Linked DNA regions of Homo sapiens: region 2 is linked to region 1. Evidence: chromatin loops called from intact Hi-C (ENCODE). Cell type or tissue: spleen. All regions are shown on one strand. Links, peaks and the distances in the headings refer to the core of each region. The heading gives the core; the rest is flanking DNA. Region 1 has its middle 6.7 kb from the start of RGS12. Region 2 overlaps HTT (huntingtin).

What was found. A loop is a pair of places that touch in the nucleus more often than their neighbours do. Peaks named below come from ENCODE experiments on the same cell type or tissue, not always from the same donor. Only the 100,000 strongest peaks of a DNase experiment are listed, where the experiment ranks them.
Region 2: it touches region 1 in a loop (2.2-fold over the local background); 12 of 110 quality-filtered maps call a loop at or near these places.

What each region holds. Positions count from the first base shown.
Region 1 is chr4:3,281,240-3,291,312 of GRCh38, reverse strand. It overlaps a transcript of RGS12 not described here. Among named protein-coding and RNA genes, the nearest start is that of RGS12, 6.7 kb to the left of the region's middle. In spleen, for the core only: no CTCF peak of the experiment used is centred there; DNase peaks (open chromatin) are centred at 2,892, 4,992, 5,752, 7,142 and 4 weaker places; H3K4me3 peaks cover 1,154 bases; H3K27me3 peaks cover 5,544 bases.
Region 2 is chr4:3,197,322-3,207,394 of GRCh38, reverse strand. It overlaps HTT (huntingtin), which reads right to left. Exons shown (of 67, transcript NM_001388492.1): 41 at 7,456-7,663; 42 at 3,247-3,388; 43 at 720-899; 44 at 412-588; 45 at 38-114. Among named protein-coding and RNA genes, the nearest start is that of MSANTD1, 47 kb to the left of the region's middle. RefSeq lists an enhancer at 1,019-1,313 and a silencer at 4,239-4,338. In spleen, for the core only: no CTCF peak of the experiment used is centred there; DNase peaks (open chromatin) are centred at 4,783, 7,534 and 8,404; H3K4me3 peaks cover 1,378 bases; H3K27ac peaks cover 3,750 bases.

The DNA of each region.
Region 1 (10,073 bases), core at 1,353-9,352:
CAAAACTGTGGACCTTCTTGGCTCCTGCCTATGCGCAGATGGTGGAATCTTCCAGAGCAGCGCCAAGCCAGAAGGAAGCAGGCCGCAGAGCTCAGCCTCCTGAGGCTCCAGGGCAGGGACAAGTGGCCCTGAGTGAGAGATGGGGAAACACCACCTGCAGGTCTCTTCTTTCCCTTTGGCTTTTTCCTCTACACTTGCCCGGCCTCCAGGTGCCTCATGGACAGGGGTAGGGGAAGAGGACGAGCAGCTCATACGAGGGGTCACCGAGCCTGTGAGAGAACTCATGCCCAGCAGGGGGGTGGCCCAAGAAGCTGTTTCTGTGGGAGGAAGCACCCTAGTCCATCCCCGTGAAAGCCAGGGCCCCCAGAAGTGGGGAGAAATTGCCTGAGACGGAGAGAAGGTGTCAAGTGTCATGCTGGAAGGTTTTGAAAAGGTAGGTCTTGCCAATTAAGCAAAACTCATTCAGTCCATCTGGAGGGGCTAGACACAGAACCATGCCCAAGTCTCTGGGTGGTCAGTCCCTGGCCCCTGTGGTTCTCCTCCTGTAGGCTTCACTCTTGGGCCCAGACTGGCAGGGCGGCCTCTGTTGGCACAGGGAGGGCCATGGAGAAGCGTGCACCTGCTCTTCCGTGCCTGCCAGGCAGCGGCTCAGCGGCCCTACCCACAGCTCATAGGCTACAGTTGCTTAAGGAGGCACTCCTGAGTTGAACAAGTGGGATGGATGATAATTCTTCCACGGGACTCGGGGTGTGGGGGCGTCCCCCCACATTCCAACACAGGCTACGACACGGATGACCCTTGAGGACACTATGCTAAGTGAAATAAGCTCGTCACAAAGGACAGATACTGTCTGATTCCACTTATAGGAGGTTCTTAGAGTAGGTACATTTATAGAGACGGATAGTAGAAGGGTGGGTGGCAGGGGCGGGGGAGAAGAGGACAGAAGTTATTGACAGTTTCAGTTTGGGAAGATGGAAGCATTCTGGAGATGGGTGGAGATGTTTGCTCAACAGTGTGAAGGTGCTTGATACCCCTGAGCTGTACCCTTAACAATGGTTAAGATACAGCCATTATGGAAAAGAGTATGGAGGTTCCACAACAAATCAAAACTAGAACTACCGTGTGATCCAGCAATCTCATTGCTGAGTATGTATCCAAAGGAAATGAAATCAGTGTGTCAAAGAGACGTCTGCACTCCCAGGCTCAGCACGGCACCACTCACAATAGCCGGGATGTGGAACCCACCTAAGCGCTCGTCGATGGATTAGGTGGATAAAGAAAACATCGTGAATTACTGAATACTCTGGAGCCTTAAAAAGAAGGAAATGTGCCATCTGCAACAACACAGATAAACCTGGGGGACATTATAACAGTGAAATAAGCCAGGCACAGAAAGACAAATATTGCCCGGTCTAACTTACATGTGGAATCTGAAAATGTCCAAGTCACAGAAACAGAGAGTAGGATGCAGGTTACCAGAGGCTGTGGGTGGGTAGGAATTGGGGAGACATTGGTCAAAGGGCACAAAGTTTCAGCTATGCAGGATGAATTAAGTTCAGAAGATCTATTGTACAGCATGATGACTAGTCAATAATAATGTACCCTTGAAAATCTCTAAGAGTAGATTTTAAATGTACTCATCACAAAAAATGGGATGTGAATGATGGGACACATTAATTAGCTTAATCACTCTGTAGTGTAAACATATATCAAAGCATCAGATTGTACAATTTTTCATTTGTTAATTAAAAATATATAAATATACTATGGGATTTGCACTAATTAAAAAAGTAAAAAATAAAAATTGTAGGCCAGGCACGGTGGCTCATGCCTGTAATCCCAGCTCTTTGGAAGGCTGAGGTAGGTGGCTCACTTAAGCTCAGGAGTTGGAGACCAGCCTGGGCAACACAGTGAAACCCCGTCTCTACCAAAAACACAAAAAATTAGCTGGGCGTGGTGGTGCGTGCCTGTGGTCCCAGCTACTCAGGAGACTGAGGCAGGAGGATCACTTGAGCCTGAGAAGTGAGGTTGCAATGAGCCAAGATCGCGCCACTGCACTGCAGCCTGGGCAACAGAATGAGATCCTGTCTCCAAAAAAAAAAATTGTGATGGTTAAGTTGGTAAGTTGTACGTCATGTGTGTTTTACCCCAATAAGAAAACATGTAAAACAATGTTCTCTGAGGGGCCCACACCTTACTTGGGGACCTGGTTGTGGGTGTCCTCAGCAGGTGGAGGCTGATAGGGGGAGGTGGGACCTCGGACTGGGTCCCTCCCACAGCAGGGCAACAGGATCCTGATGGCAGAGGCAGGTAGATGCACTTCCTGGGCAGGGAATGGCAGGCAGAGTGGGCAGCCAGGCTGGAGTCAGCCCACTCTAGGGGCTACACCAATGGGGCTCGTAGGGGTGGGGGGATGGCGGCTCACTCAGGGTTGACGGCGTCCATAATTAGAGACAAGGAGAGCTGGGAGCTGGGACCTGGGGCCCCTGAGGCCCCCAGCAAGCCACATGCCTCATGCAGTCTCCATGTGGGAATCGGTGCAAAGGCCCAGAGTCCCTTCACGGGGACCGGATCCCTTTGCAGAAGGCCCTGGAATGCCCTGTCAGCCTCTAAGCAGGTGTTTCCCTAGCCTTCCCTTGGGCCTGTGGCAACATGCCAGGGTCCATACGTCCCGGAAAGGAGGAACCTCCAGACTTTGGGGGCTTGCTTGTGTCAGGGTCTGAGCCGACCCAGGCAACAGAGGAACCCAAACCCCATCTGTCCTCCCGAGAGAGTTGGGGTTCGTCAGAGCTTGACCAGGTCCACCTCAAGGGACACCCATGGGCCTGCATGTCCCCAGTGAGTATTTTCCTGGCCCCAAAGCATGGGGGAAGCTGTGCCTCAGGAGCTGCACCAGGAAGCCAGGCCCAGAGGGGAGTGCTGGTGGCCAGGCGTCCGGCAGGCCTCTGCGCGGCTCACACCCTTCCTGCCCAGTGGGGATGCTGCCCACACCCACGGGGCCCCCTTGTCAGCTGCCCCCCTCCTGTCAGGGCCCAGCTCTGTGTCACAACCTTTGTGAAGCCAGTGTCCCCACTCCAGCCCCAGCCCTCCCACACGCCCACCAGACCCCACACACCCGCCGGGCCCATCACTCTTGGGGGTCTGCGCACACTCCCCATGCGGCAGTAGTTTATCTGCCATCGAATCCTTGTGTGCGCTCAGAGCAACGAGCACGCAGGCTCAGGGAGCTCAGGGCCAGCAGGTACGGGCCCACGGTGTCTCTCGACGGCTCGGCCATGGGAGGGGGAGGACCCAGAGGGACTCTGGCGCTGACGCTGGGAAGCAGGGCAGGGATGGAGCGAAGGGGCTGGCGTGCCCCCAAACAGAGCTAAGGGGACAGGTTTGTGTGGGGCCCGGTGAGTTTGGGGGAGATGTGGGAGCTGAGGGCCCCCACCCAGGCCCCGTGGGACAAATGAGCCTGCCAGCCCCTTGCCTGCACTCTGCCACATCTGAAATGCTCTGTCCCGGGACTACCTTCCAGGTGGGGCAGCCTCCTGTGCCCGTGTTGTGGAATTCACCATCAGTGAGCAGATGAAATAAATTAAATGAAGCATAATGTTTTTAACCAGAATACACAAAGTTAATTAAATAGAGCATATTGTTACTAAGTAGAGCTCATGGCAATTAGGGACGTTGTCACCAAATAAAATATGCATTAATTAAGTAGACCATATTATTCCTACACAGAACTTCCTCGGGCCGCCAGGGCCAGGGGCTGGGGAGGTCCCAAAGGCCAGCGGGCAGGGGCAGGTTCAGGAATCAGGAAGGGCTTGGCCACGTGTGTGGCGTGAACCCCTCCTGTGGGACCCGGCTTTGAAATGTCTCTTCTTGTCAAAGAACCGAAGCTTGGCAGCAACAGAGCTGCTCCAGCTGGAGGAATACCAATTTGGAGAAGATGTCCTTTTTTTGTTTTTTTTTTCAGACCATGTGATGTGCCTTGAGAAAATGTATGTTTAGGAGGGTGTTTTCCTTTACAGAAAATAAACGTGAAATAAATCAGAAAGCATCGCCTCAAAACAAGAAAATGACATCGGAAATGTTTTAAATGTTGCTCTTCGAGTCCACCTTGAACAATCACGCAAACGCCGCCCTCCCGGGGCTCTGCACAGCGTCGGGGCCTGGGCGCTGCTCGCTCTTCCGCTGTTCAGTGAGCAGGTAGCGCTCAGAGCTCACCTTTTCCCGGAGGATTATAAAAGAACTAGGTGCCCCTTTTTCTCTGTCTTCCTCAGTAACTCCCTAATATATGCCCAAAGCTGATGCTGGCCCCAACCCATTCACCCATCAAGTCCCAGATCACCATCATAGCCAGGTCCCCGAGGCCTCCCCAGCCCGAGGGAGCTCCCGGCCTGGGCGGAATTCCACTCAATCCTGCCGGAGCAGCGTCGGCTCCCGCAGGCACTGCTGACCGGGCTCCCATTCGGTGCCTAGCAGCGCACTAAGGGCCTGACGGGGGCTCTCTGACCCTCTCACAACCCTGCACATGCCCGTTTACAGATGCAGAAACTGAGGCCTGGGGAGACAAAGTGCTGGGAACACGTTCCCGCTGAGCCTTTCCCCGGTGTGCAGCGCTGGCCCCGCCTGGCTGCCACAGGCTGCCTTTCCTGCCCCTGACCCTCATTCCTCCTCACTCCCTCGCCCTGCATCCACCTGCGGGAGGGAGGAGAGCAAACCCCACACCGCAGCCCCCAGCACAGGCTTCCACCCCAGGAGGCCGGGGGAGCAGGGCCCACAGGGGCTGGCTTTAAACCAAGAATGGAGCTTGGATTAATATCTCAGGGTTAGGGTAATGGATTTGGACTGACTCTGAATTGAGACTGTATTTGCCAGTTGAGTGACAGAAGCTGCTTTTTATGTAGGAGCACACAGAAAATCCCCAGGCAGCCAGGAGCTTTCAGGGCCGGAGGAGGTTTGCCCACCGCATACGCAGTAATGGGGAACAGAAACCGGGCAGGCTGCATTTGGTGATCTCAGGAGAAAGGCTTCCTCAGTGTGTCGAAAGAAACCACACGCGGCCTGGGGCAGAAGACCTGCCCTTAGGGTGGCCGAGTGGCCTCTCCTGGCTCTAAGCATCAAAGGTCCTGCACCCCTGGAACCTCCTCGGTCCTAGGCAAAACAGACAGTTGGTGACCCTCCCTGTGGTGGCCTCACGAATAACCAGAAGGACATGCCAGGCTGGACGGAGGCACTGCCTTGCTCACCTCAGGCATCTGGGCTCCTCTCCACGTTCCCTGGGCTCCGTTCTTTTGGTGACGGCCCCAGCGGTCCCTGGAGCGCAGCCCGGCACACCGGCAGGAAGTGGTGAAGCCGTGGCTCCCTCCATCTGGGCTGGTGTTTGCAGGACATTTTCCTCACGGCGAAGCTGAGGGGTGACAAAGGAGTCTACGGAGCCCTGCCCCAGGCGCGGGCGCTCCCCAGGGCATGAGAACCCAGAGTCCCGCCCATGCACAACTCCTGTGCCAGGACACAGCCTGGTGGCTCTGACCAGCCAGTCGACAGAAGTCTGCTCTGGAAGGGGACTGGGGTGGGGGCAGAGGGGATGAGGAGGAGCCGGGAGGCACCACCTCGAGCTCACCCCCAACGGTGACAGTGGGGCTGGGGCTTGTTCCGGGGCGGGGCAGCCCGCCGGACCCAGCCCGAGAGGTTAAGCGCGCGGCTCGGGTCCTGGAGGCCACCACGTGGCCTGCGTCCTTGGGCCCTGGGAGCTTCCAGGGCTGAGGAGGCCACGGACACAGGACTTACAGGACAAAGGGAGGTGTAGCAGAGCGCTGGGCACCAGTCCCCCTTCCTTCCAGGCCCCCGTGCTCCCAGAGGCCCAGCCACGCCACCCTGGCACACCCTTTGTCCCTCACATTGCTCTGGTCACTTCAGTCATGACCCCCAAAACAGGCCTCTGCTGGAGCCGTAGCACTTGCTATGAATAGAGAGCGGGAGCTGAAGGAATGGTTTCCGCACGCTGCCTGAGCGGCCGCCTCGGTCTCCCCTTACTGCAGCCAGCCCGCAGGTCCGGATTCCCTGCCTCTGCTGTCCCACCATCCAGACAAGACCCACCAGCTGGGCCACCTGTCAAGTCCTCAGTGGGGGCCACTTTTCTGCAAATGCCCCAAGAATGCTATGGGGCTCTCCGTATCAGTGCTGTCCAGAGAAACAGAATCCAGTAGGGTGTGCAGATAGACAGAGATGCAGAAAGAGAGGAAGGGGAGAGACTGATTTTAAGAAATTGATGCATGGGCTGGTGGGGGCCGGCAGGTCTGCATTCTACAGGGAGGCGCTGGCTGGCTGGAGACCTGGGGAGGAGCTGCCGCCGCCCCTCAAGTCCAGAGCACCGTGCTGGCAGCCTTCCCTCCTCCTTGGGAGCCTTTTTCCTCTCAAGCCCTTCAACTGCTCAGATGAGGCCCACCCACACCGTGGAAGGTCATTGGCCTCACGTGCAGTTCCCTGACTTAAATGTTAACCTTATCTAAAAAATACCTTCACGGTGACATCTAGACTGGCATTCGACCAAACACTGAGCACCGTGGCCTGGCTGCTACCTCTGCCTCCCACTGGATAGTCCTTTTTTTTTTTTTTTTTTTTTTTTGAGATAGGGTCTTGCCCTGTTGCCCAGGCTAGAGTGTAGCAGTGGGATCACAGCTCACTGCAGCCTCAACTTCCCAGACTCAAGCCATCCTCCTACCTCAGCCTCCTGAGTGTTGAGATTACAGGCATGCACCACCGTGCCGGCCCTCACTGAATGCTTTTTTTTTTTTTTTTTAGATGGAGTTTCGCTCTGTTGCCCAGCCTGCAGTGTAGTGGCGTAATCTCGGCTCACCGCAACCTCTGCCTCCCAGGTTCAAGTGATTCTCCTGCCTCAGCCTCCCAAATAGCTGGGACTACAGGCACCTGCCACCATGCTCGGCTAATTTTTGTGATTTTCAGTAGAGAGGGGTTTCACCATGTTGGCCAGGCTGATCTTGAACTCCTAGCCTCAGCCTCCCAAAGCGCTGGGATTACAGGCATGAGCCATGCGCCCCGCCGGATGTTTCTTAATGTCGCCCAGCGGGGCGGTGGGGTAGTTTAGGGAGCAGCTGAGCAGCCAGCACACACAGATTCACCCCCACACCCGCCCTTCAGCCCTCCCCTCCAGGGCATCCTGCTGGCGCTTCCCATTGGCCAGGGTGAGCTGGGCTTCAGCCAGCCCAGCAGATTGCTCATGCCGCCCCTGGGGCTCAAGCCAACAACCCAATTCCCAAACCCAGGTGGATGCCATCAGCCAGTGCAGTCCCGTACGGCTTCCTGCTTAGCCTGGCACTCCTGGAACCCCATTCCACCTGTGTCCCCAAACGCCTGCTCCTACAGATTGTTGACCTTGGCCCAGAGCAACCTTTCGCCTCTCTGTCCAGATTACGCTGGGATGCAGCAAATCCCAACGGGCAGGGGGTGGGAGGTGAAGTCTTTGAAAACAAGGGAAGGCTCGTCCTCTCAGGCTGGAGTCTGGGCTGCCTCCTGCAGTGGCTTCAAAGTTTAATTTCATCTTTCTGTCGAGAAGTCCCCACCCCACGCCTTAGGAGCCCACTCCTTCCCCACCTGTGCCCTGAACCTACCAAGAGGGTTCACCTGTGCCGCCCCTTCCACAAGGCCCTGCACCTGACTCTTGCCCTGTCTGTCCTATGGCTCCAGGAGATGAGGAAACCCTTCTGCGCTATCACAGAGGTCTTCTGATTTTCCACCTGTGCCTTCTGCTGGGATTCAAGCCCTCCAATTTGTCTTCATCTCAATGGATGTTCTATCTTGACCCAATATTCACATCTCCATTGTCGTCATAGCGTCTAAGTTCCACAGGCATCTCCCAACACCATGGCCTCACCCATGCCTGCCCTGGTAGTCATCTGAGTGATCGTGATGCCTGTGTGTGCAGTGAATTCTTAAGGCCCCAGCTTCCCCCTTAAGGAAGTTATTGTGTAGCCATCAAATATGTGAGCATTCCAGCCTTCGAATCCCATTTTGAGAATCTGTTTCCTGGGGCCTTTCCTGGTATTAATTCCTCTATCAATCAAGAAACAGATAGCACACTCAAAAGGAGTGATTAAGGTTTGTTGAATGAGGGGCTTGTTTACAAACCTGTGGAAAGGTTAAGGGAAATGCTGGGGGCAGTGAGGTAGCCCAGGTCGGGCAACAGTAGAGCACTATGGGCCGCCGAGGCTCAGGGAACGAAGGGCTATCAGACTCCAGAGAGAGCACAGCCCTCCTGCTCCCATCTCTGCTGGTGTATCCCACTGGCCAAAGCCAACCAGAAGCCAGAAGGAAAGGGAGCCTGGTGGCTGCAGTTCGCAGAGGTCGGCCTTCGGGCACAAAGCAGAATGCAGAGCAGCTCTGAAGAAGGGAGGGGGGCCCAGCACAGGTGAAAGAGACCCAGACGGTCAATGCAGAATTTCATAGGCAACATACATGGATTTACGAAGTGAACCTACTCACACACCTGTGAGTAAGGGAATGGGCTCAGTGTGACACTAAAATGCACTGGAGACTACACAGCTGGGACAGCAAATGGCAGGCTGCTGTAGACATCACCACGGATGAATCACAGAAGAATGCTGAGTGAAAAAAGCAGAACACGCCAAAATGATTCTATTTATAGAAGGTTCAAAAACAGATGAAACGAAGTATATTTTTCCAGATACATACGCATGTTGCCAAATTGTTTTTTAAAAAAGCAGGCTGGGCGTGGTGGCTCACACCTGTAATCCCAGCACTTTGGGAGGCCGAGGCACATGGATAATGAGGTCAGGAGATCAAGACCATCCTGGGTAACATGGTGAAACGCTGTCTCTACTAAAATTTCAAAAAATTAGCCAGGCGTGGTGGCGGGCACCTGTAGTCCCAGCTACTTGGGAGGCTGAGGCAGGAGAATGGCGTGAACCCAGGAGGCGGAGCTTGCAGTGAGCTGAGATCACACTGCTGCACTCCAGCCTGGGTGACAGAGCAAGACTCCGTCTCAAAAAAATAATAATAAAACAAAAAACAAAAAAAGCAAAGTTGTCATTTTATTGTCCTCTGACCACTATTATTTCTGATGAAAAGTCAGCCAAAATATGCATCATTGTTCTTTTCATGTAAGGTCATTGTTTCTGGCTATTTTCAAGATTTTTCTCTTTCTGTTTGGATTTCGGCATTTTGGCTATGATGTTTCTGGGTGCGATTTTCTAATAATCCTGTGTGGGGTTTGTTGGATTTCTTGGATGTTTAGTTTATGTTTTTCACCACATTTTGGAAATCTGTCACCTTTATTTCTTCAACCATTTTTTCTACCTCATTTCTCTCAACTCCTTCTGCAGTCCCAGTTCCACATGCAGTCTGCCACATGATGGTGCCCACACGTGCCCAGGCTCTGTTCATGCTGCTGCAATCATTTTTATCCAGATGCTTCAGACTGGGCCATTTCTATTGCTGTATCTTCAAATTCACTGATTTTCTTTTCAGCCATATCCAATCCACTTCTAAGCCTATGCAGTGAAATTTTCATTTCAGTTACTGTATTTTTCATTTCTTAAATTTTCATTTGATTCTTTTTATAGCATATGTTTTTCTTCTTAAATTCTCCCGTCTGTTCATTCCTTATAAGAATGTTTTTCTTTAAGTCCTTGAACATACTTAGAACAGCTGATGTAAGATTCTGGCATGCTGCGCCAGGTGCAGTGGCTCATGCCTGTAATCCCAGCACTTTGGGAGGCTGAGGTGGGTGAATTACCTGAGCTCAGGAGTTCAAGATCAGCCTGACCAACATGGTGAAACCCTGTCCCTACAAAAATACAAAAATTACCTGAGCATGAAGGCAGGTGCCTGTAATCCCAGCTACTTGGGAGGCTGAGGCAGGAGAATTGCTTGAACCCGAGAGGCAGAGGTTGCAGGGAGCCGAGACTGCACCATTGCACTCCAGCCTGGGCAACAGAGTGAGATTCTGTCTCAAAAGAAAAAAAAAAAGATTCTGGCATGCTGATTGCAATATGTAGGTCATTTGGGTCAGTTTCCATTGTCTGCATTCTCTCTAGAGAACAGGT
Region 2 (10,073 bases), core at 1,401-9,400, 84 kb after region 1:
GTCCTAACACAAGGACGACCTGTGTTTCCAGCATTACCTCTGAGCGAGCCCGCTGCTCTGAAGGTATTCCTGGATTCTGTTGAGTTCTTCCATTGGCAACTGGGCCATGCTGCTCTAATAGACAAAAACACATTAGTGTGTTTGTAACACCTAACAACCCAAAATAACCTCATGCTCATTTAAAAAGGATGAACTGATGTGTACAGTTCATCCTAGTAAGGGCAGACTAGAAAAAAATACAAGAAACAGTCAGATCGGACACACGAGTAACGGCAAGTTTGCAGATGTTTCCATGTTTCTATCGGTGACCATGTCAAGACCATACTTACGGAGGAAAAAGCCAGCCACCTGTTTTGCTTGGCCTGCTAAATTTTCAATATAAATCAATATCAGGGTTTCTCTTCCCAATACCTGTAAATTTGCAGCCAGAAGCATTTCTACCCGGCGACAAGCAAGGATGTCGACCATGCGAGCCAGCACACGGAAAGGGGTGCACAGAAGCCTGTCCACATACAGCGTGAGCACAGCTCCCGACTGGCTGAGATGGATCCCCTCCAAGCACTGAAGAGTTTTCTTCAGCATGGTTGGCTAACAGCAAGAAGGAAAAGAACAAAAGATGACTATTTTGCAAATCAGAAATTAAAGTTAAAAATTTCAATACTCCATTTTTAAGGCAGGGAAAACTGCAACTGGCAATAGTCGGCAGGATGAAGACGTACAGTTGAAAGGTTTTCACAACGAGACTGAATTGCCTGGATGAACAGGCCGCTGGCAGCAGAGTTCCGATGAACGGCACTGATGAAGTCCTGTACTGGAGGCTCGTGGGAAAGGCTGATCAGATCTTGAATGTGATTTACAATGAGCCACGTTAAGTGCTCGGAGTCATGGAGGTTCTGACACTAAGGAAAAATATGATGAGAGATTCATTTTCAAGTACACAAGAAGAGACCAGGTATTAATGCCATAGAAAGGCCAGAAAGGGTAAGAAGGAGAAAACACATCCCAAATATAAACCTCACTAAAAATATACAGTGTATGAGCACAAATAATTGAGGAGGTAGGAAACTCGATTTACCAAGGCCGTCACCTCCAACCACGCACTGCGGCAGAGGCTGTGTGAAGTTAGGCCCCCTGGGGAAGTAGGGTACAGCAGTCCAGCTCTCAGAGACACTAACAAATGGCCAAGGGTCAAAGGACAAAGGCAGGCCTCAGCGAGATCCGCAGGTAGCAGGGGCAGCGTTGCGCTGGGATGACCCCATCCACAGCACTGCCTGCCCTCTCCCGGGCTTCGGGCCGGCTAAGCCAGTGGGGTTCTCCAATTACTCTTTTTCCAATTTTGTGATAGTTCAGTGGGAAAAAAAGAATCCCCTATCACTGCCACAGTTTTGACAGAACTGTTGAATCCAAAATATGAATGGATCCCACATATCAAATAAATCTTAAGTGTAGATATTTAAGATTTATAAGAAAATAAAAATATATATTTTTAAACATGCAGAGCCTTTTCATCTTGATTCATAATCCTAGGCAGAAACTGTAAAATGTGATCAATTCCTTGATATTTGGTTAACGATTAATATTTTTCATTTGGGATCATCTGACAGTACAGGTTGAATAACCCTTATCTGAAATGTTTGGGATCAGAAGTATTCTGAATTTAGGATTTTTTTCAGGTTTTGAAATATGTGCATTATACTTATTTGTTGAGCTCCCTAAATCCGAAAATCTGAAACCTTCCAATGAACATTTCCTTTGAACATAATGTCAGCACTCAAAAAGCTTCAGAATTTGGAGCATTTTGGATTTCAGATTTTTGGATTTGGGATGATCAAACTTTATTAACTTATAAAATTAGTATCTTTTTTCTTATATTTCTGTGAAAAACAGCATTATAAATTATATTATCCTTAAAAGTAGAACAAAATAGAAAAACTACTTCAATAGAGAAAGTAAAGCAAAAAGTGACTATTAATAAATTGTCATCACCAGAAAAAGTCTCTAGGATAACACCTCTTTCAGTTGGAGAGTCGGCTTCCTTTTCTGATTCAGAATATTTAACACTGTTTTGCTATGTGACAGTAGTATCTATAAGATACCATGTTTGTGACAAAGAAATGCATATGTTTTAAATATTTTTAATATAAATATAGAAAAAGTATTAAATCTAGACCAAAATCTAACAGCAAGTTATCTCTGAGTAGTATGATTACAGGAGGTTTTATTTTCCTCCGTTTATTTGTTTTTTTGTAAATTCTCCATGGTAAATATGTGATGCTAGTTTTATGGTTAAAAACTCCCACAAGTTATTTTTTTTTCTTTAAAGAGAACGGCATTTAAACAGGAATCCATCATAAAATGTGACAAAGAACATCTAACACCTTTTCTACAAATTAACTTAAAAAAATTATTTTAGAGCAGGGGTCTCGCCTTGTCACCCAGGCCGGAGTGCAGTGACACAGTCACAGCTCACTGCAGCCTCAAACTTCTGGGCTCAAGCAATCCTCCCTTCTCAGTCTCTCAGGTGGCTGGGACCACAGGCATGCACCACCACGCCAGGCTAATTTTTCTTTCTTCCTCTCTTTCTTTTTTTGGTAGAGGCAGGGTTTCTCTGTGTTGCCAGGCTGGTCTCGAACTCCCAGGCTCAAGCCATCCTCCGCCCTCAGCTTCTCAAAGAGCTGTGATTACAGGCACGAGCCACCACACTTGGATAATTTTTTATTTTTTATTTTTTTAGAGATGGGTGTCTCACACCATAGCCCAGGCTTGTCTCAAACTCCTGGGCTCAAGTGATCTTCCTACCTCAGCCTCTCGAGTTGCTGGAATTTAGGCATAAGCCACTGCTCCTGGTATTAATTTTTAAAAAAATTTAAAATCAGAACCCCACTACAGTCAATGCACTTACTTTGTTTTTTAAATCATTAGTTATTATTATTCCATTGCTTCCCTCAAATTAACAAACATACCCAGCATCATGTAGGCGTGAGCCAATAGCCGGGCATTTGATAAATGAGTCAGCTGCAAAAACTCTCACAGTCCAACTTAGAATCCAGTGACTGGAAGGCCAGGCCTGGTCTCCAATTATATGTCACAGCAGAAGTAAACATTCATTCTAGATTTAGTTTCGATGGAGCTTGGCAGGACACCGGGCGGTCTGGGTTCCAGAGGGTCCATGCAAGTGTCATCTACACAGGATGTTCTCCTGGTCCCCACCTCCCTCAACCCCGTTTACAGGCATTTCAAACTTACGACATAATCACAGAAGAGAATGAGAGCCCCTCTTCGTACTATTTCTCTATTGCACATTCCAAGTTTGGCTGCCAAGTCAGAATCCTCCTCTTCTCCAGACATCTGGGGACTAAGTAACTTTGTGCTGGACAGACTGTGTCTTCTAGAAGGAGCAACAGATGCATTGACAATGTTTCTGGATGGCAGTGAGCTTATTTGCAAAATACTGAAGATGATTATGTTTAATTCTAGTTCTAAAACAGACAAGTTGTTTTAAATATTGCCATATCAGAATGTTGTATGTGTAATATATACTCTCAGTTATCTATTCCTAAGCTACAATAAACCACATATGAAAAACTAAAGAAAACAGAATTTAACAGGCAGAAAATTAAAATGCTTGCCTGAATAGCAAAATCCACCATAAAGCTGCACATTCAATCAGCACCTTTATTTCAGAACTCACACTGGCTATGTTTGATAATTGAGCAATTGCTTTTGAAATTCTCCATCTGCCGTGAAAGTTGCCAACTGCCAGAATGAAAACCTCCCTGCTTTCATGTTTTACTGTTCGTTTCCCAATGAAACATCACCACTCTAAACATGTTGATGTTATACGTTATGGAAATCCTGTTTAAAAACACTTCTTCCCCACTAACACAGGTTATTTCACTCTACACTGACTTCTCACTTTATTGTTTTTTTCTTTTTGAATACGTGGGAATTATAAACCTTGAGACTCTTGGCTCTAGTCCATACAGTTAAAATGTTGACACACTCCCAAACTGCCCCTCTGACCTTCAGGGTCTGACCGAGCGACGTCCTTCCCATTGCGGCAAAGGGCCTTAACGGGGACAGAGGTCACATCAAGCTAAGAATATTCTGAAATACAACAACTTTTCCTGTAATCCCTCAGGATTTAGAAGAGAACTGGTAAAAACCAAAATTCTACAGATTTAAACTTTTTAAAAAGTGCCTTTTCTCTGTTTCCCAACTGGTGAAGTGAAAACAAACTACAGCCTAGCCATACAATGCTCAGCAGTTGCAAGGAGCGAGCCACCGACGCGTGGGCAACACGCGACAGAACTTTAGACACTGCTCACCGAAAGGGGCCAGACTCAGAAGGCTGCACACCGCGTGGTTCCGTTTCTTTCTTTTTTCCCCAGAGACAACGTCTTGCTGTGTCACCTAGGCTGGAGCACAGTGGCACGATCATAGCTCACTGTAACCTCTAACTCCTGAGCTCAAGTGATCCTCCTGCCTCAGCCTCCCAAGCAGCTGAACTACAGGGACGTGATTGTAATTTTTAAATTTTTTTTTTCTGGAGATGGGGTCTTGCTAGGCAGCCCAGGCTAGTCTTGAACTCCCAGCCTCAAGTCATCCTCCCACTTCAGCCTCTCAAAATACTGGGATTACAGGCATGAGCCACCACACCTAGCCTATAGATTCTATTTCTATGGCCTTCTGCAATGGGCTGAACAGAGGGACAGAGCACGGATTGGTGGTTAGACCTGGGGAGGGGCAGGATGTGGCAGAGGAAGAGGGAACTGTTTGAAGTGACAGCACTCCTCTATATCTTGATGTGGTTGGGGGAGGGGGGCTGTTACTGACTACAGTTGATAGAAAAGTACATTTTACTGTATTGTAAATTATGTGTCAATGTGAAAACTAACGAACAGGAAACGTGCCCTTTCTCAGTGGGCCGTCCTGCCAGCGCAGTGTGACTTACACTCAAGCTGTAATTGTGCACTTTGCAATAATACAGCTATAGGGTAATGAGCCTCTGAAAGAGAAGAGGCAGTATTTGCAATTCAAATATGAGCAGTAGACATAAAGAAGGTCCACTGTCAACTCAAATTCAGCCCCAATTTGTAGCAGCACAAGCCCCCCCAAATCTCAGGCCATACACCGCCCGGTACTGGTGGCGAATGAATGTCCCAAATCTAGGGTGACTCAGAACAAGATGAGCTGGGAAGTGACCAACACATCATGTGTACCACAACACACCCACAAGCGCCAAAGTATAGGCAGGACTCTAACAGTTCACCAAGAGGTAAGACAGATTGAGAGTGAATCATAAACCCACAGTGACAGAGTCCATAAGAGAGGGGCTAGGCTAGGGCAGGACCCACATAAGGACCTCCTGGAGCAGAGCACCCAGTGTCGCCTGGAGCCAGCTCCCATCTGGGAGCCAGCCTGAGAGGAGATGCACACAAACCGAGAGAGGGTCAAGAGTAAGCAGCAGGAATTTCTGCAACTGGATACAGCAATTTTATGGCTGCTGAGTCTATGGCTAAAAAAAGAGCAGCTGTGTTTTGTATTTCACACTTCTAGTAATTCATTTTTCTCATCTCATGGAAATAAAAAGATACTCATCCCCCACCACCCACAGCTGGAAAAACACAGTGCTAAGAGCAGGGGTTTAAACCAGAACAGCTCTGCTCTCTATGGGCATCTTGGACACTTATGGGGATTTATTTTTTCCTTCCACCACGGGGACACCTTAGACACTCACATGCTTGTTACATATTATCTTAATTTTACCTTTACATTACCATTAAAGAACGATATTTTTTGAAATTTAATTATTAGGTTAAAAATCCATTGATCCATTAATTTTTTTTTTTTTTTTTTTTTTTTGAGATGGAGTCTCACTCTGTCACCCAGGCTAGAGTGCAGTGGCGCGATCTCAGCTCACTGCAACCTTTTCCTCCTAGGTTCAAGCGATTCTCCCGCCTCAGCCTTCTGAGTAGCAGGGACTACAGGCACCTGTCACCATGCTCGGCTAATTTTTGTTATTTTCAGTAGAGACAGCATTTCATCATGTTGGCCAGGCTGGTCTCGAAGTCCTGGCCTCAGGTGATCTGCCCGCCTTGGCTTCCCAAGGTGCTGGGATTATAGGCATGAGCCACCACGCCCAGCCTAATCTATTAATGTTATTTCAGGATAATAGAAGGAACAATACAGAAGGTTATAAAGGAAAACTGGATCAGAGGGGGTCACGAAACAGTCACAGAATTTACCTACATTTACAAAAAGCTGTAGTTTGCCCTCAGAGGGCTGAATGAAGACGCTTGCTGAATTCCAAACTAAATTTACCTTTGGTTTATTTCTTTTAAACACTCATCATCTAAGCATTTCTGTTACTCCAATTCAGGGGACACAATTCCCAGATTCAGAGCTTTCTGATATAACATCAGAGTAAGCAGGCCCATCTGTCAGAAAAGGAGTGATCTGCTGAATCCGCAGCTGATTTCTATGCACGTTAAAGCAGCACAGAACTAGGAGACACTGACTTTCTGTCTCCTGCCCCCACAGTGCTCAGTCATCGTAACAGGCCTAAGACATCCACCAAGCATTTCAAATGTCGTCACTGGTCTGTCTCCTCCAACAGAATGACCAGACCCCACTACATACGGCACAGAGTGGATGGTTAAGAATGCCTCCCAACAGTGGACTTTCCAGCTGAGTGCCATGAACTGGCCCTACTGGGAGCCCTGGCAGCACAAGGTCCAGTATCCATACTGAGCAGAGAGGCACGGCAGCACCTGCCCTCTTTTGTCTCCAGAACTTCTTTTCCCCAGCGTGGGATCTTGAGCCTTCCAGAAATACTGTGCTGAGGATTCAGCTGGGCGGGGGCCAGGGTTGGGGGTGGTCACAGCTTTTATTTCCATACATATACAAATAATGGAGTGTTGGAGCACCTAGAAATGGAGCTTAAGCCTGAAAACCTTTTGCAAAAAGAGGGCCACCCATAACGAGAACCTTAGTAAGCCTTTTTGAATGGTAAAATAACATTTCCAAGAGGTTTTGAAATTTGCTACACTGTTACTTCATTATCTAAGGATAACCAGAACCACATTTACTTTATAATGAGGTTAAGACATTGCAACATGTCTGGCTATGGAACCAATTTAAGGACTAGAACTTAGTAGGAGCCACAGAGCATGACAAGCATATCCCACAAGATGCAATGGTGTCAAAGAACCTGCCAAAGAAAATCGCATTTAGAAAGCAACTGCTATTTTGAATGCCTTTAGCTGGACCGCATGTTTGTCCCAATAATATGCTGTCCATGAAAGGAATATTAATATGCAGCAGAAATTTCACAAGCCCTCACAAAAAATGGAAAATGAAAATGCTTTAACGGTGGCCAAAGCTCAGGTTACTGGGAGTCTCAGGACAGGGTGCTGGGCTGGCGCCCTGGGCTGTGGGGCATTATGAACCTACTTCGGGGTCTGCTGCACTTCTGCCCACCAGCGGTAGTCGGTGTGGTTGACAAGCAGCAGTATCTGACACCAGAGCAGCACCAGGGCCGGGTGGGTGGTGATCATGGAACGAGCCCGCAAGTTCAAGCTGTCCAGGGTGTAGAAACTGCCGCCACAGCCATCACTGCGGAACAGCCTAGTGGCAGCTGCTGTGATTCTCCGGAACATTCCTAGAAACAAAGTTAAGGAGAAATGTCTTTGCTTTCATCTCGGTCCAGTGCCACATGGCTACGCGAAGATTTTACATAAAAATGAAACAGGCTGAGTCGTCTCCCATACTTACGTATTCAGAACACCTGGCATTTAGAAAATTCTGATTTTTCTAAGCAGAAACAGATATCCTACTTTTTTTTTTTTTTTTGAGATAGAGTTTTGCTCTTGTTGCCCAGGTTGGAGTGCAGTGGCGCAATCTTGGCTCACTGCAAACTCCACCTTCCGGTTTCAAGCTGTTCTCCTGCCTCAGCCTCCCAAGTAGCTAGGATTACAGGCGCCTGCCACCACGCCCAGCTAATATTTGTATTTTTAGTATAGAGGGGGTTTCACCATGTTGGCCAGGCTGGTCTTGAACTCCTGAGCTCGTGATCCACCCGCCTCAGCCTCCCAAAGTGCTGGGATTAAGGCGTGAGCCGCCGTGCCTGGCCAATATCCCACTTATTTAATGGACTGGTCAAGAAAGCTAGCATTCCTCCTCTCTCACTGTCGACCTCCACATTGGTCGGCAATGCCAAGCCCTCCAGGAGCTCCAAGCCAAGAGCTGCGAAAGTCTGAACACAGCTCCTGGAGAAGGAGTCAGGGAACACTCAGCGCCTCGAATCACTGCACTCGGGCCACAGCGGGGCCCCCACAGGACTGAGCCACAGCTACACAGGCAGGAACAGCACTCGGCACCTGCCAAACTCAACAGCTCCTGGGCTTGCTAAGGACTGAGGGACAGAAATGCTGAAGGAGGCCAGGTGAGAAAGCAGGACCCCCCTGCGGTCCAGGCTCTGTGTGCCCTCTGCAGGCTCCTGACACCTGACAGCCAAGTGGCCTCTGTGCCCGGCCATGGAGCATCCTGGGCCTAGGCAGGCCAAGCGGTCAGCCTCCCCACACACAATGCTGGCACCTCAGCAACACACTCAGCTAGATTCTACCGGCAAATTTCTCCACAGCATCCTTCTCAGGGCTCCAGGAATCATGACTTCATTCTATCCTCTCCTTTGGATAAACAAGGTCAAAGGCACAGAGACATGCACAGGCTGCAAAGCCCAGCAGGGAGAGGCAGCAAGACTTGGGAAACAGAGAAAGGCCCAGCTGGCCAAGGCCACCCTCTCCCCCAGATCTGGGCTGCCTGGCATCACTGTTGGGATCAAAATTTTATTTCTGATTTAAATTTCAGGCCGGGTGTGGTGGCTCACGCCTATAATCACAGCACTTTGGGAGGCCAAGGTGGGCAGATCACTTGAGGTCAGGAGTTCGAGACCAGCCTGACCAACATGGTAAAACCCTGTCTCCACTAAAAATACAAAAATTGGCCGAGTGTGGTGGCGGGTGCCTGTAATCCCAGGTATTTGGGAGGCGGGAGCACAAGAATTGCTTGAACCCAGGAGGCAGGGGCAGCAGTGGCCAAGATCGTGCCACTGCACTCTAGCCTGGGCAATGGAGCGAGACTCTATCTCAAAAAAAAAAAAAAAAAAAAAAAAAAAATCAACACATCCCCAAAGTGAAAGGGTCCTAAAACAGGTAAAAACAGAGTACAGGCTTTTTAGGGCTCCACAATGCCTTAAACTATAACCTGAGACCAAGGAAGCGAGCTAACAGAAGCAGCACACTCAGAGAATGCAGACCAGGTCACGACGAGGAGTTCTAATGCCTTGTCTCTGGCTCCTCCAGGTTTCCTGGGATTTCTCTACACTTGCTTCCTGGTCAGCATTGTCCCCTCCAGCCCATTCTGCACTGGCCTCATCCTTCTGTGGGGCCCTCTGTTCCTGCATGGGCCCCCTGAGTGAAGAGGCATGCACTGCCTTCAAGGAAGATGCAGCCAGGCCACAGAGCACGTGCAGGGACAGACCCGGGATGTAGGGGTTTTGAACAGGTAATAGAAACCCACAATCCAAGCTGTGTTCTAGGTGGCTGAGTGTCAACACAGGCTCTGAATCAGACTGCCTGGTTCAGATCGTGGCTCTACTGTCTACTACCTGGGTGACCTTGGATGCACCTTACCTGGGGCCTCAGCTTCCTTAGGTGTAAGATGGAATTAAGAGCAGTATCTGTTCGCAGGGCTGTAATAAGGAGCAAACAGGAGAACCCAGGTAAAGGGCTCAGCACTGCACAAGGCATGGAGGAAGTACTCAGCCCCCGGGGTGGCAGCTGCTGGAGCCTATTAGGGAAGTTCAGGTGGAAGATGAGACGGACTCTGAGGGCCACCTCCTAGTAGATAGAGAGGAGGAGGTAAGGTTAGGGTTCCTGGGGTAGCGGGAGGAGGAACATACTATGATGCTGGGATTCTGAACATCCCTAATGATCTAATTAACAAGAAGAGGCCCTGGAGAGTGACAGTGGTGCTAGTTCAATTTTAAGTGCAAGTCTGAGGTACTGGCA